Linked DNA regions of Homo sapiens: region 1 is linked to region 2. Evidence: chromatin contacts called from ENCODE Hi-C data. All regions are on one chromosome and are shown on one strand. Each heading gives the region's core, a stretch centred on a gene start or an enhancer-like site at or near the end of the contact. The rest is flanking DNA. Distances are from core to core; before and after follow the strand shown.

The links. A loop is a pair of places that touch in the nucleus more often than their neighbours do. Pooled maps may share reads with other maps.
Region 1: a loop to region 2 is called in a map of CD4-positive, alpha-beta memory T cell, with 6 times the contacts of the local background. The contact joins the promoter of G3BP2 here to the promoter of AREG in region 2. A Hi-C loop is called at or near these places in 2 of 168 maps with a recorded cell type or tissue (CD4-positive, alpha-beta memory T cell and naive thymus-derived CD4-positive, alpha-beta T cell) and 7 of 50 pooled maps.

Annotation. Positions count from the first base shown.
Region 1 is chr4:75,669,394-75,676,018 of GRCh38, forward strand. G3BP2 (G3BP stress granule assembly factor 2) reads right to left here and starts at 4,018. Exons shown (of 12, transcript NM_203505.3): 1 at 3,815-4,018. RefSeq lists enhancers at 2,898-3,875, 3,308-3,547, 3,828-4,117, 4,854-5,831, 5,832-6,625.
Region 2 is chr4:74,442,867-74,449,281 of GRCh38, forward strand. It overlaps AREG (amphiregulin), which reads left to right and starts at 2,270. Exons shown (of 6, transcript NM_001657.4): 1 at 2,270-2,540; 2 at 3,668-3,916; 3 at 6,181-6,382. The coding sequence starts at 2,480. RefSeq lists a silencer at 3,537-3,737.

The DNA.
Region 1 (6,625 bases), core at 2,768-5,267, 1.2 Mb after region 2:
ACAATTCAGAAGGTGGAATTTGTGCCCTCCTTTTCACTCCCACTGTTCAGACCTTTTATTCTTCAAAAGTCTTTCAAGCCCCTGTATCACGTGTAGTATATACTGTACTGAGTAAAATCCAAACACCTGCATTCAGTTTGGCATCTAAGGCCCTACACAGAAATCCAGTCTGACATTCAATGTCATAACCAACCTTTCAAATTTATCTCCTACTATACTTTCTCATCCCTGTATCAAATTCTATACAAATATTTTAATCACCTAATATTATTCTCTGCAATTTCACTCTCTGCGCCTTTGTCTTACTTCATTCATTCCCATCCACAAGCTGAGTCAATGGGTTATACAAAATAAATTCATTTCAACATTTATTTTATGGCTACTATGTATGTACCAGAAACTACAAAAGGAAAAAGAGGCCGGGTGCAGTGGCTCACGCCTGTAATTCTAGCACTTCGGGAGGCCGAGATGGGTGGATCACCTGAGGTCAGGAGTTCGAGACCAGCCTGACCAACATGGCAAAACCCATCTCTACTAAAAACACAAAAAAGTTAGCCGTGTGCAGTGGCGGGCGCCTGTAATCCCAGCTACTCAGGAGGCTGAAGCAGGAGAATCGCTTGAACCCGGGGGCGGAGGTTGCAGTGAGCTGAGTTGTAAGTACTTGGTATTAGTTATTATAAAAAGAATAAGACCTCTAGTAATAGGAGGCAGTTCTCTTTACCAGATACTGTTACCAAAGGTTATGTGGGTGCTAAGACACAGCTTATCTCCACTATAGGATACTTACCCCTTTCCCCTCTGGAGTCCCTCACTCATAGCTGGGCTCAAACTAGTCAGGTTTATTTATTTTAATTGAACCATGGACTATATCCATTTCCAACAGCTAAATGCATATTAATACTGGAACTTTCTGAAATTCCAGATGGTTTTTGTTTGAAGTAACTTAAACAATCTAAGGAACACTATACCTTTTTAAAGAAATGACCTTCAATCTTTTGTGGTACACCATTGAATGAAAGCTTCACAAAGAAGATCTAAGAATCATAGTGGTACAAATAAATAATAAAAGTAAGTTATGGATTAAATCTCTTATTCAGGCTCCAAAAGGTGTTTTTGTTTTCTGTCCTTCTCAGAAGTTGAGGGAGGCTAGTTTTAAAATTCAGAAGCTATTAAAAGTGACCAAGCAGTAAGAAATGGAAATGCTTGCTGTCCACAAAAATAAAGCATGTATTTATACTATGTTTTAAAGTTTAACAAGTAACCTACTATTTTCTTTTGTCTTTAAAATAGATAGGGCATTATCTTCATTTACAGAAAAGGATGTTTAGAGAGCCTAAGGAAAGGTGTTTGGGGTTCCTCAGTTACAGTAAAAAGAAAGAGGATTTGAAATCAGGTCTCCTGACTCCTGACTCAACTGATGTTTTCATTACACTTTGGTTAGGAACAACCGCTTTGGAAGAGCAGCCAGCTCTTCCAACAATACAAAAAATTAATTTTAAACAAGCAATTGTTAGCTTATGTGAAACTGTTGAGAAGAGTGAAAAGCAAAGGAATACAGCAGGACAGCAACAGAAAATCCAAGAATAATTTTCAATATACCTATGGTTTCAAGATAGGGTAAAATACTTGGAAATTAGCAGATAAAAGTAAGCAGAAACACGACAGTCAAGAAACTAATTCTATTGCTTCTGAAGGTAGGCCAGGACCTTCCTGAAGGTGGGTGGACCAATTTATTCTATCGGATATAAAACAAGTGTCTACCAGTGGAGAGTAACTAGGTCATGTTTGTCCATTAAATTCTACTGAATTTAAGTTCAGACGCAACACTTTAGTTTGTGCCTTTCAAAATCAACATTGAAAAGGAGTCATTCACTGTCTCCATATTCACTCAAAATATGTGGAAAGTCTTTTTAAAGCAATCTAGGGGGAAAATGTTCAATCCTAATTATGCGTAATAAACAGCGATAATTTTGCAGGATAAGGAGGGAAGTTTTCAGAATCTAAAGACACAGTGCCAACACTTTCTTCAAACCAGGAGTTGCCTGCTGACAAATCAACTGCTCAGCTGCTAACTGAACAGTTAAGTTAGTTACTCTACGAAATGGTCAAATAATGTGTTTTCTTCTTTACCTTCTAATTTTTATCCCCATCCATCCCACAAGCATTCTGGTTCACTCTTGATGTTTTTTCACTATTACTAATATTTCGACCCTGAATATCAATCTGAACTATGACAGCTCTTAGTAAGAAATTCATTCTAGGTCCTTATTATTCCTACAATTCCTTGACTGCTTTTCAGAATTAGTTTGTAAAGATTAAATCATAACATAAAGGCCCATAAGAGTAATCTTAAACATTTAAGAAAAATGTTACTGCCAAAGAAAGGATAATTCAATCCTGAGGTTCAAACTCATCGTACCGTTTATCTCCTAAGACCAGGAATCTTGGATTATCAAAAAGACCACTGGATGCTAACAGGGCCAAAAGTTTACTTAGAAACTTGGTTCACATGCCTAAGGCTATATTAACTGCCAAATATGGAGCTAGAGAAAAATTGCCATCATCTCCCACTCTAGTACACCGGGGCTCTCTTAACGACAGTTAATGTTTCCTAGATCCAGGTACCTGCAACACTAACGTTTGAAAGACCAGAACAAGGTACAGAGCCTTGAACCTAAAACCACAGTATCTTAATCCAAGTTAATATCCCACAACAATCATACAGGGAGAACAGGACTTTACTATTCCAGCTAAAAGTGCAAGTGCCTTTTTTTTGTTGTTGTTATGAAGGAAAAGGCACTCTCCTCCCACCCCCCAAATCCGTTAGAACATTAAGTATGTCTTGGGGAAAAAAGCTGATCTATGCAGGAAATTATAGACGAAAATCTATATTCGCCCCAAAGCGGCAAAGGGCCATCTTAAGAAATCTGCTTTTAGAGACGCAGGAAAAATTCTATCAGATTCCACTAACAAAATCAACACAATCTAGGGAAGCTTCTGTTCCTTTCTGTCCCCCCATCCCAACAAAAGCGGGAACCCATCCCCCAAAAGCCATTCCCGAGTCAATAAGGGATCGTCTGCATAAGAGGGGGACGAAGAAGGCGCACGTTACAGTTCCAGTATCCGAACACGTTCGGATTAAACCCGCGGTGGCAGGGAGAGGGGGGTTGGTCAAACACGACGGAACACTAGGTACTGGGTAAGCGAAGCGGCGGCTGCCTTCAAACCCGGATTCTGTTTCCGTGCACAGAAATGGTGCCCGGAGGCCGCCACTTTCGCATCTGCGTCGCTTCTGCCTCCGTCGACACAACCTCTTTTCCCCTCCCCCCACGGGCGGGGTGGCGACGGCCTCTCCGCTCCGAAGGAACAAGGTACAAGAGCCGAAAACGATTCGGAAACAGGAACGGTGGGCTACCCACCCTAAAACATCCCCTCCAGAAAGCCTGCTCCCACACTTCCTGTATTAAGCTTCCATCAGCGCGCCTTCGGGAGCTGCTGCGTGCCTCCCCCCCCACTTCGCCACCTCATCCCCAATAAACCTCAACCCCACCTGTGCACTCGGAGCCCTCTGCCCGCAAGACGCTCGCGGGTCACCTCCCTTCCCAGGCGGCCTCCCACCCCTCACCTAGAGGAAAGACTGGTCTTCTCTCACGCACACACGGCACCGTAGGGAGCCGGCAAGAACAATGTCTCTGCCGCTACACCTCCGGCTCCCGGGCTCACACACCGGACGATTGCCTCGCGCCGCGGAGCGCGAATGGAATGTCCCTTTCCGACCACCACACCGACCTCCCCTCCCGGCGCCCGTACACACCTCCAGCCAACGGCGGCGGCGGGTACGTCGCGCGGAGGTCAGAAGAGTCGCTGAGGACCGGGTGCGGCGGGTTCTTATTGCTCGCCGCCCCCTTCCTCCGACAACTCGGAAGCCTCGGAAGCCGGAGAGCCGCGAGTTCGTCTGCCTCACAACCACCTCTTCCCGGGCGCCAGGCGCTGCGACGTGCGACAAGGACCACGGACGTCCCGCCCCCTTTGCCACCGCCCCCTCTTATTGTTTTACCCCTGCCGAAAGGGCCAGGGAACCCCCGAGCACAGCGTCAGCCAATCACGCATCTCCTCCAGAGCCGGACCCAACCTTCCCGTGTCCCTCTGCGGAGCACGCGCAGTACGCTGCCGCGCTCGCACACGCTCGCGCCCGGAAAGCCGGGGAACCGGAACCGGCCTAAAGCCAAGATAAGAGTCCGCTGATTTGACGTCACAAGCAGGCTGCCTTTCTCCGGTCCCGAGGCTCCAGCCTTGCCGCCCTTCTTCCTGATCGCGCAAGCGAGAGCTGGTTCGCAGCAACGCAGTGTCTTTTGTAGACTGATATTCTGGTCCTTTTTATTAATGGGAAGGAGGGAATTTAGTAATCTCTCTGAATAGGTGTCTGCAGGTTGCTGCTGTAGACGAGCTTAAAATGCAGCCGGTGATTTCAGCTGTTTGCACACTAAACTCACCTACATTGTTTACTTAACCCATCCTAGGTTTTAAGCCCCATTAAGAGGCCCTGCAGTAAAGGAAGAACATGACGTGGGCTTTACAGAGGGGGAAAAGACTATTTCTTTGTGTCCTTGTTACGAATTTAGGCATGGCTAAATATCAGTAGATACTAAAGCATTTTACATACTAAAGCTAAAAGAAGGCCTGAAATACAAGGATTACAGTCCTGTTCTAGCTCTAAGCCCAGACTTGCCCCCAGGGTGAGACACTGGTGACCTTGTTTCATGGACAAAGCCAAGCCAAATCTTGTAGTCAAGGAAGCCACTTTGCATCTTAGGTCTGGCAGTGTTTTCAGAGAATACCGAGATAGCACAGGAATTTTGGAATGAAGGACTGAGGAAGTGTTCAAAGAAACGGAAAGGAAAAAATACATTAATGAATGCTTACGAACTAAACATGGTGGACGCAAGCATGTACATCTCATCAGTTTTCTTCGCAATCCTGTAAGGGCAATTTTAAGGTATTTGGCATGTTAAGACAATACGTCAAATACCTTAAATATTGGCAGAGGCAATGCCAACATTAGGGCCTCCAAAGTCTACAATATCTTTACCTTTAGACTGCTTAAAGATACTGTTATATGCAAAATATTTGGGCAGACCATCACTTTAATGAAATCAACCTGATGTTTTTCCTTAAAGCATCAAAATACATTACATGCCGGCTGTCCTTTAATATACTGGGCTTATATACCAGGCATTCTTGTAATTATACAGCCTTCTGAGCCTCACAGTAACCCTATGAGCTAGTTGCTATATGTATGTACATATATATATATATATATATATATTTTTTTTTTTTTTTTTTTTTTAAGATGGAGTCTCTCTGTGTCGCCCAGGCTGGAGTGCAATGGCACGGTCTTGGCTCACTGCAACCTCCGCCTCCCGGGTTCAAGCGGTTCTCCTGCCTCAGGCTCCCTAGTAGCTGGGACTACAGGCGCATGCCACCACACCCAACTAATTTTTATATTTTTAGTAGAGACGAGGTTTCACTATGTTGGCCAGGCTGGTCTCGAACACACCTGACCTCGTGATCCGCCCGCCTTGGCCTCCTAAAGTGTTGGGATTACAGGCGTGAGCCACCGCACCCGGCCAGTAGTTGCTATTTTTATGCCCATTTTATAGATGAGAAAACAGGCTTGGAGAGGTCAAGTAACTTACCCAGGACTACACTGCTACTATTCACTGGAGCTGGGATTCAAACACAGGCAATCTGCCTCCACAGTCCATACCCTCAGGCAAACTATAGAATACTCCCATTGTACTAATTGCCGCAATTCACTTATCTGCCCTACTGCTGACTAACCTTCAAGTGTTTCCGGTTTGGAGCTCTTCCGTGCAATGCTATTATAAATATTCTTCACCATGTATCCTGCAGAGGTGCAGAACTTTCTCTAGAGCAGTGGTTCTCAGACCTTAATGTGCACCGAAATCACCTGTAGGGCTTGTTAAAACAGATAGTTGGGCCCCACTCCCTAAGTTTCTGATTCAACAGAGGCCCGAGAATTTGCACTTCTAACAAGTTCTCAGCTGATGGTGCTACTGCTGCTCTAGGAGCCACACTTTAAAAACCACTGATATAGGCCGGGCGCGGCAGCTCACGACTGTAATCCCAGCACTTTGGAAGGCCGAGGGGGGCGGATCACCTGAGGTCAGGAGTTTGAGACCAGCCTGACCAACATGGAGAAACCTCGTCTCTACTAAAAATACAAAATTAGCCGGGCGTGGTGGCGCATGCCTGTAATCCCAGCTACTCGGGAGGCTGAGGCAGGAGAATCGCTTGAACCTGGGAGGCGGAGGTTGCGGTGAGCTGAGATCGCGCTATTGCACTCCAGCCTGGGTGACAACAGTGAAAACTCCGTCTCAAAAAAAACAAACACCACTGATCTAGGGCAGAGGTGGGCAAACGGTTTGATAAGGGAAGGATTAGATAGTAAATATTTTTGGTTTTGAGCGCCACGTATGGTTTCTGTTGCATATTCCTCTCTCTCTCGCATCCTTTAAAAATTTAAGAAACATTTTTAGTTTAGCTCTAGAGCTACACAGAAACAGCCCTCAGGTAACCCTGCTCTTGAGTAGACACCAATAAG
Region 2 (6,415 bases), core at 1,020-3,519:
AATATAAACAGTCCACTTTCCCAAAAGTGAAACATTTCTGATGACTGATCTGCACAATGTGTTTTCATCTCAATAAGAAGAGTAAGAAAATGGAAAGTATTGCATATGTTAAATAGCTTGATTTAACCTCATTGTATACATATATCAAAACATCATGTCATATACTACAAATATGAAGTTACTTGTCAATCAAAAAAAAAAAGAAGAAAAGAGAAGAACAGGCCTAGAACAGAAATGAAGCCTATGGGAGCATAAAGGTGCAACAGTGTAGACCAACTGCGTGAGCTCCAAACAAAGTCTCCAAAAGAATCTTTTGAAATCTTTGGGCAAGTCTCTCAATCTCTCTGAATCACAATTGCCTCATCCACCAGAACAGATAACAGTGCAGGCCCCTACTTCACTTTGGAATGGGCATGACACTTTTCTAGCCTTATTTCCCATACTTGGTCATACCCTCACATCAGGTCTTTATTCCATGTAAAAGATTTGCTGGGAAGGCCTTTGAGGGGCCTCTTCATCTTTCCACAGAGCTTTCCATTAAACAGAGGCAAAATTAAACCATGTCCTTTTTTTCCATGGCACTCTGAACCCTTCTCATCATGTGATCTATTAGAATTACTTATCTATGTATCTGGCCCACACCACTGAGCTCCTGGTGAACCTATACTGCTCCCCTTCATAAAATATAAAGCAGGTGGCTCACACAAAATACACTCTCAACAAATGTGGAATAGAAGGCATGATTCATGATTATTTCATTCTACTAAATGCATGATATTATTTGGACTACGCACTGTGATATACCATTAAAAATAAGTGATTTTTAAAAAAAAATTTCCAGAATTAGGACAGATGCACTGTGACTCACGTTATTATTATTATTATTATTATTATTATTATTATTATTATTATTTTGAGTCGGAGTCTTGCTCTATCACCCATGATGGAGTACAGTGGCATGACCTTGGCTCACTGCAACGTCTGCCTCCCGGGTTCAAGGGAGTCTCCTGCCTCAGCCCACCCGAGTAGCTGGGACTACAGGCGCGCGCCATCACGCCCAGCTAATTTCCTTTGTATTTTTAGTAAAGATGGGGTTTTGCCATCTTGGCCAGGCTGCTCTCGAACTCCTGACCTCAGGTGATCCACCCGCCTCGGCTTCCCAAAGTGCTGGGATTACAGGCATGAGCCACTGCGCCTGGCCTGACCTACATTCTTAAAAGGGCTGTGTTACTGAAACAATCAGGAAAGAATCATATCTCCAGGTGAAGGAAAATGAACAATGCTTTTTCTCTTCCTCAAGTCAAGAAAAATCCAGTTCTTTAGTTGACAGTACATCCAAGTTAGTCAAATTAAGTAGCTTCCTGTCTCCGCTTCATTTTATCTACTTGTCATGATTAAATATCCTACTAGGTTGTAAGTGGGCCCTCAACGCTGACCTTTTTATCTTGGGATTTGAGAGGCACAGTCTAGAGCACTACTCTTCACCTAAATGCCAGTATGCCACCAGTAGAAATTATCCTTTAGGCTAAATATTGTTCTTCCCAGAAACCCTCTTTTCAAGGATCAGTTTAAACCTAAATTCATCAGAGAGGAAAACAGCAGATTTCAGAGTCAGATGAAGAATTCATATCCACCTGGCTTTGAACATTATCGGCTGTGAGATGGTGTAGGTAAAATTTTAAGTGCATAATTTGGCAATAATAAATCATCAATAAATATTAATGTTGATGAGGCCCCTGGGCCACATAAAGAAATAGGGAGTGAGGGGATTTGAAATTCTGGCCACTTCACAGAAATGGGTGGGAAGGGGCTCTTGATTGAGATAGAAGCCCATCCTACATGAAGCAATTCCTCATTGAGTTCTCTCGTCCTTTATCCTTGTTGGAAACATCAGGCAAAGTCACTCTTGGTCTTAAAGTACTTTTACATCTAAATACGGAACTCTTCTATTTAATCCCTGTCTGTTGTAGATGTTAAGTATACAAAGAGGTTGTCAGAGTTTGAAACATCTGGACTTCTGTCAGGTACTAGCTCCGGAACTCCAGTCCTGCTCGCCCTCAAAAACGGCTTGCAGCTAGAGGTTTAAGTTCCACTTCCTCTCAGCGAATCCTTACGCACGAGGGAGGCGGGGCGTGTGTCCTCCGCGCGTGGTTTTCGGGTAGCACCTTCTGGGGCGCCGCCTGCCTCCACCCACGGCCGGGCCTTGACGTCATGGGCTGCGGCCCCCTCCCGGCTGAGCCTATAAAGCGGCAGGTGCGCGCCGCCCTACAGACGTTCGCACACCTGGGTGCCAGCGCCCCAGAGGTCCCGGGACAGCCCGAGGCGCCGCGCCCGCCGCCCCGAGCTCCCCAAGCCTTCGAGAGCGGCGCACACTCCCGGTCTCCACTCGCTCTTCCAACACCCGCTCGTTTTGGCGGCAGCTCGTGTCCCAGAGACCGAGTTGCCCCAGAGACCGAGACGCCGCCGCTGCGAAGGACCAATGAGAGCCCCGCTGCTACCGCCGGCGCCGGTGGTGCTGTCGCTCTTGATACTCGGCTCAGGTGAGGATTCACCGGCGCTGAACTGCTGGGCTCTCCTCCCATGGCAGGTTTTGCCTCTTGAGTTTGGCTCTTGCTTCTCTAAAAATCGCCCTTTAGTTCCCCCGACCCTGCGCCGCAGGAGGTGATCACTGTAGCTCCCTCCCTAGGAGGAAAAGAGAAGGGCAGATGTCTCAAACGTCCAGGACAAGGTGTCCCAGAGAATCGCTGTACTTTTTCTTTAGTTCAGCTGAGAAGACGGGAGAGATCATTTGAACCTAACCCTTCGTTTCACAGATTAAAAGATTAAAAAGACCAAGATCTAGAGAGGTGAAGTGATTTCCGCAGATATTGGACCCAGCAGTGTTTGCTGCCTCCTGCCTAATTCTCCATCTCTGTCTAGTGATTTCTTCTTTACCTTCCTAGAGGGACTTAGAGTATCCCGGCGAGAGGTTAAAAGCACCACTCTGATGCTGTTTTATTGAGACCTAAGAAAAAGCAAGATAAAGCAGTGGCTTAACTCTGGGCCCCAAATCTTACTTAGTACTCAGTTTATTGTCTATGTAGTAATAATAATAATGATAATGAAAAATGACAATAATAATCGATATAATTAACCACTGTTTATATTATTTTAAAAGATTATCTTTTAAAAATATCTTTTAAAAATATGAACACATCTTTTAAAAATATGAACACATCTTTTAAAAATATCTTTTAAAAATATGAACACATCTGAAGAAAATCTGATATTTGTATCTAAAACCTACCGAAATAGGCCAGGATGGCATTCTAGCAAAAAAAGAAATGCATTTGGAATGTGAAGTGATGGGAATTTTTAGACATTACCCATCAAGTAATTGTATTAGATTAATTTGCCAATTTGGCGGGATTTTTTTGATGTGGAAATTAATGTGGATTATCTGTGGAAAAGAAAAACTTCAGAAAAGCACTTCTGTAATTGGGACAGCTGAATTTGCTTGCTGGCAAAAATGTAAAGTTTCTTTCATAGAAATGACTCAATCACAAACAATAGCACATGTGCAATAACTGCTTTGATGTCAAAAGATAAACTTTTCTACCTAACACAGCTGACTCGAAAGGCACCCTACTTTACCTTTTCTTTTCTTCCTTTATTCCCTCCCCTGCAGGCCATTATGCTGCTGGATTGGACCTCAATGACACCTACTCTGGGAAGCGTGAACCATTTTCTGGGGACCACAGTGCTGATGGATTTGAGGTTACCTCAAGAAGTGAGATGTCTTCAGGGAGTGAGATTTCCCCTGTGAGTGAAATGCCTTCTAGTAGTGAACCGTCCTCGGGAGCCGACTATGACTACTCAGAAGAGTATGATAACGAACCACAAATACCTGGCTATATTGTCGATGATTCAGTCAGAGGTGAGTAGGGGATAAAGCAAAAATATGGCCTGTGAGATGTGGGTTTATATGAGCAAAGCTGCTTCAGAAGTAAAGCTGCTCCCCAGATTTTCTAGTGGCTTTATTGTATATCTGTTGGATAGCCCCTAGGTAAACTGTGACAAAAAGAACCATAATGTGGGCACATCCTATATGGCCAGAGTGATCATAAATGGTGTATGTCTCATTTTTAAACCTAATCTTCACAATGACTTTAAGTAGGAATTGTTATCCTCATTTTACAGATGTGATAACTGAAGCCGAAAAAGGTTTTGCTCTAGGTTCTACAGGTGACAAGCAGATGAGCTAGAATTAGAGCTCCAGTCTGTTTGATTCTATGCAGAAGAGACACTAAGCTCTTTCCCACTATGCTACATGACCCCCATTCTGAGAGACAAATTTAGACATTAACCATTCCTATCTACTTTGTATCTTAGCTTTTGTATCCCCTTCCCCAACACCACCCTTCCCCAGATAACTGCATTTTAACACAAATAAGGGGACAAGGAAGTAATGGGACAGGAGGCATTAGACTTTAGCGTTTAAGTACTAGGTGATGAGAAGCTGATGGAATAATAATAATAATGCCATCTGGAAATATTAAAGAAGGGTGAATATACTTAGATTTTGTATTGCTAAAATCACTCTTTAACCCCAAATCCCATTTGTTAGTTATATAACCCATGGTTTCTTTCACTTTCCTGTTATCTCATATTTTAAAAAGGCCCTTTGCTTGGAGTGAAAGTACCAAAGTAAGAGAGAAATATTGCATACTTTGGAGTCTGAAGGAAGAAGAAGTTAACAGTAAATAAGATCTAAATATCCTAAGAGCATCCACTACAGAGGCAGGGCAAGATGGTTTCAGAGCTGTTGAAGGCCTTTTCTGTCCTGACTTGAGTTTCCCTGGCTTCTCCCCCTCTTGTCTGGTTCTCAGAACTGGTGAAGGGACATCAAGTGGTACCAGAGGGACAGTGACTTGGGTGAGTGGGAAGTGAGAAAACCTTTAGCGAACACTCCACTTAATTCCCTTCCTTCTCAAAGTGTGCTTTTCTGTGAGGTGGGTAAGGGGTTCATTTGTGCTTATTTTTGAAGGCATGAGATTAGACCCATCAAGGTGTCTAGAAACTGTTCTCTTAAACATGTTTCAAGTTGTTAACACTTCAGAAGGCCAAGTAAATGATTAGTAGTACAAATGATGACTAGTGCTCAAAATTGCAATGCATTGTGAAATAGAGTGAAAATGTTGGCTGAACACCTTCGAAAGGCTAAGTTAAATGTCCATGATGTTAGTGCTTATCGCAACACTTCAGCATAGTGACTTTTTTATTTGCCTCTGTCTATAGTTTGTAATCTATCTGACAAAGTGAAGTTACAACGTTCATTCAAAATATTTCTCTTAAAGGACTTTTCTGTCTTGTGCTTTTTTATCGTCAGAGAAAAGTTTCAATATAAAAATCGCATAACCACCTCTTAAACATTTGCTACTAATTTTACTTTTGTTAAATGTTATTATAATAAACTGCTAAAATACTCAGTATTTATTTTCCATTTCCTTAATCACAGATATTCTATCTTTGATACCCTAGTTGACCTTCACTATGTTTCTAATGTTTTGTATTGAATGGGTGCTGCATGACCATTATGACTAATGGTATTTTCTCTTTACTGAAATCTGTTTGCTAAATATTCACTTGGATAAACCTCTTCAGACATTAGTGTAACAAAATGCACAGCACTAACATGCAAAGCCATTTGCTATCTTTAGTATGTGGGTAAACTACACCTTGCATAACTGCAAGACTGAACAAAAGTTTCTGTGGATCAGATAAGATAAATCTCTGAAGCACTGAATACAAATATTCCTGGGCTCCTGTTTTCAAATAGATTGACCACGAAAATGAGCTCCATGGAAATTATCAATTTGATTATAATCTGTTGTAATCTGGGTGTTGGAGCATTGTAACATAGAGTAACTCTAATTTATAATTCTCAGTTTTTTCCACCTGCAAGTAGTACTCACTAATTCCCAACTATAATCATGAGTGGACACTACTTTCAGGTAGAAAAAACTGAAAATTATAAATTAGGGTTATGCAGTCCTCTCTAACTTTTATATTGTGTTAGGTAATGAGGCACGCATGGCTGTTACCCCTGTGAGCGCTCACTGCTATGACATCTTTCTCTCATGTCTCTAAAATTATATTCAAGTTTGAGAGACTCTTGTCAATAAATCTTTTCTTTTTTAGTTGAACAGGTAGTTAAGCCCCCCCAAAACAAGACGGAAAGTGAAAATACTTCAGATAAACCCAAAAGAAAGAAAAAGGGAGGCAAAAATGGAAAAAATAGAAGAAACAGAAAGAAGAAAAATCCATGTAATGCAGAATTTCAAAATTTCTGCATTCACGGAGAATGCAAATATATAGAGCACCTGGAAGCAGTAACATGCAAGTAAGTTTTCCTAAAGCATATAGAATTTTGTAT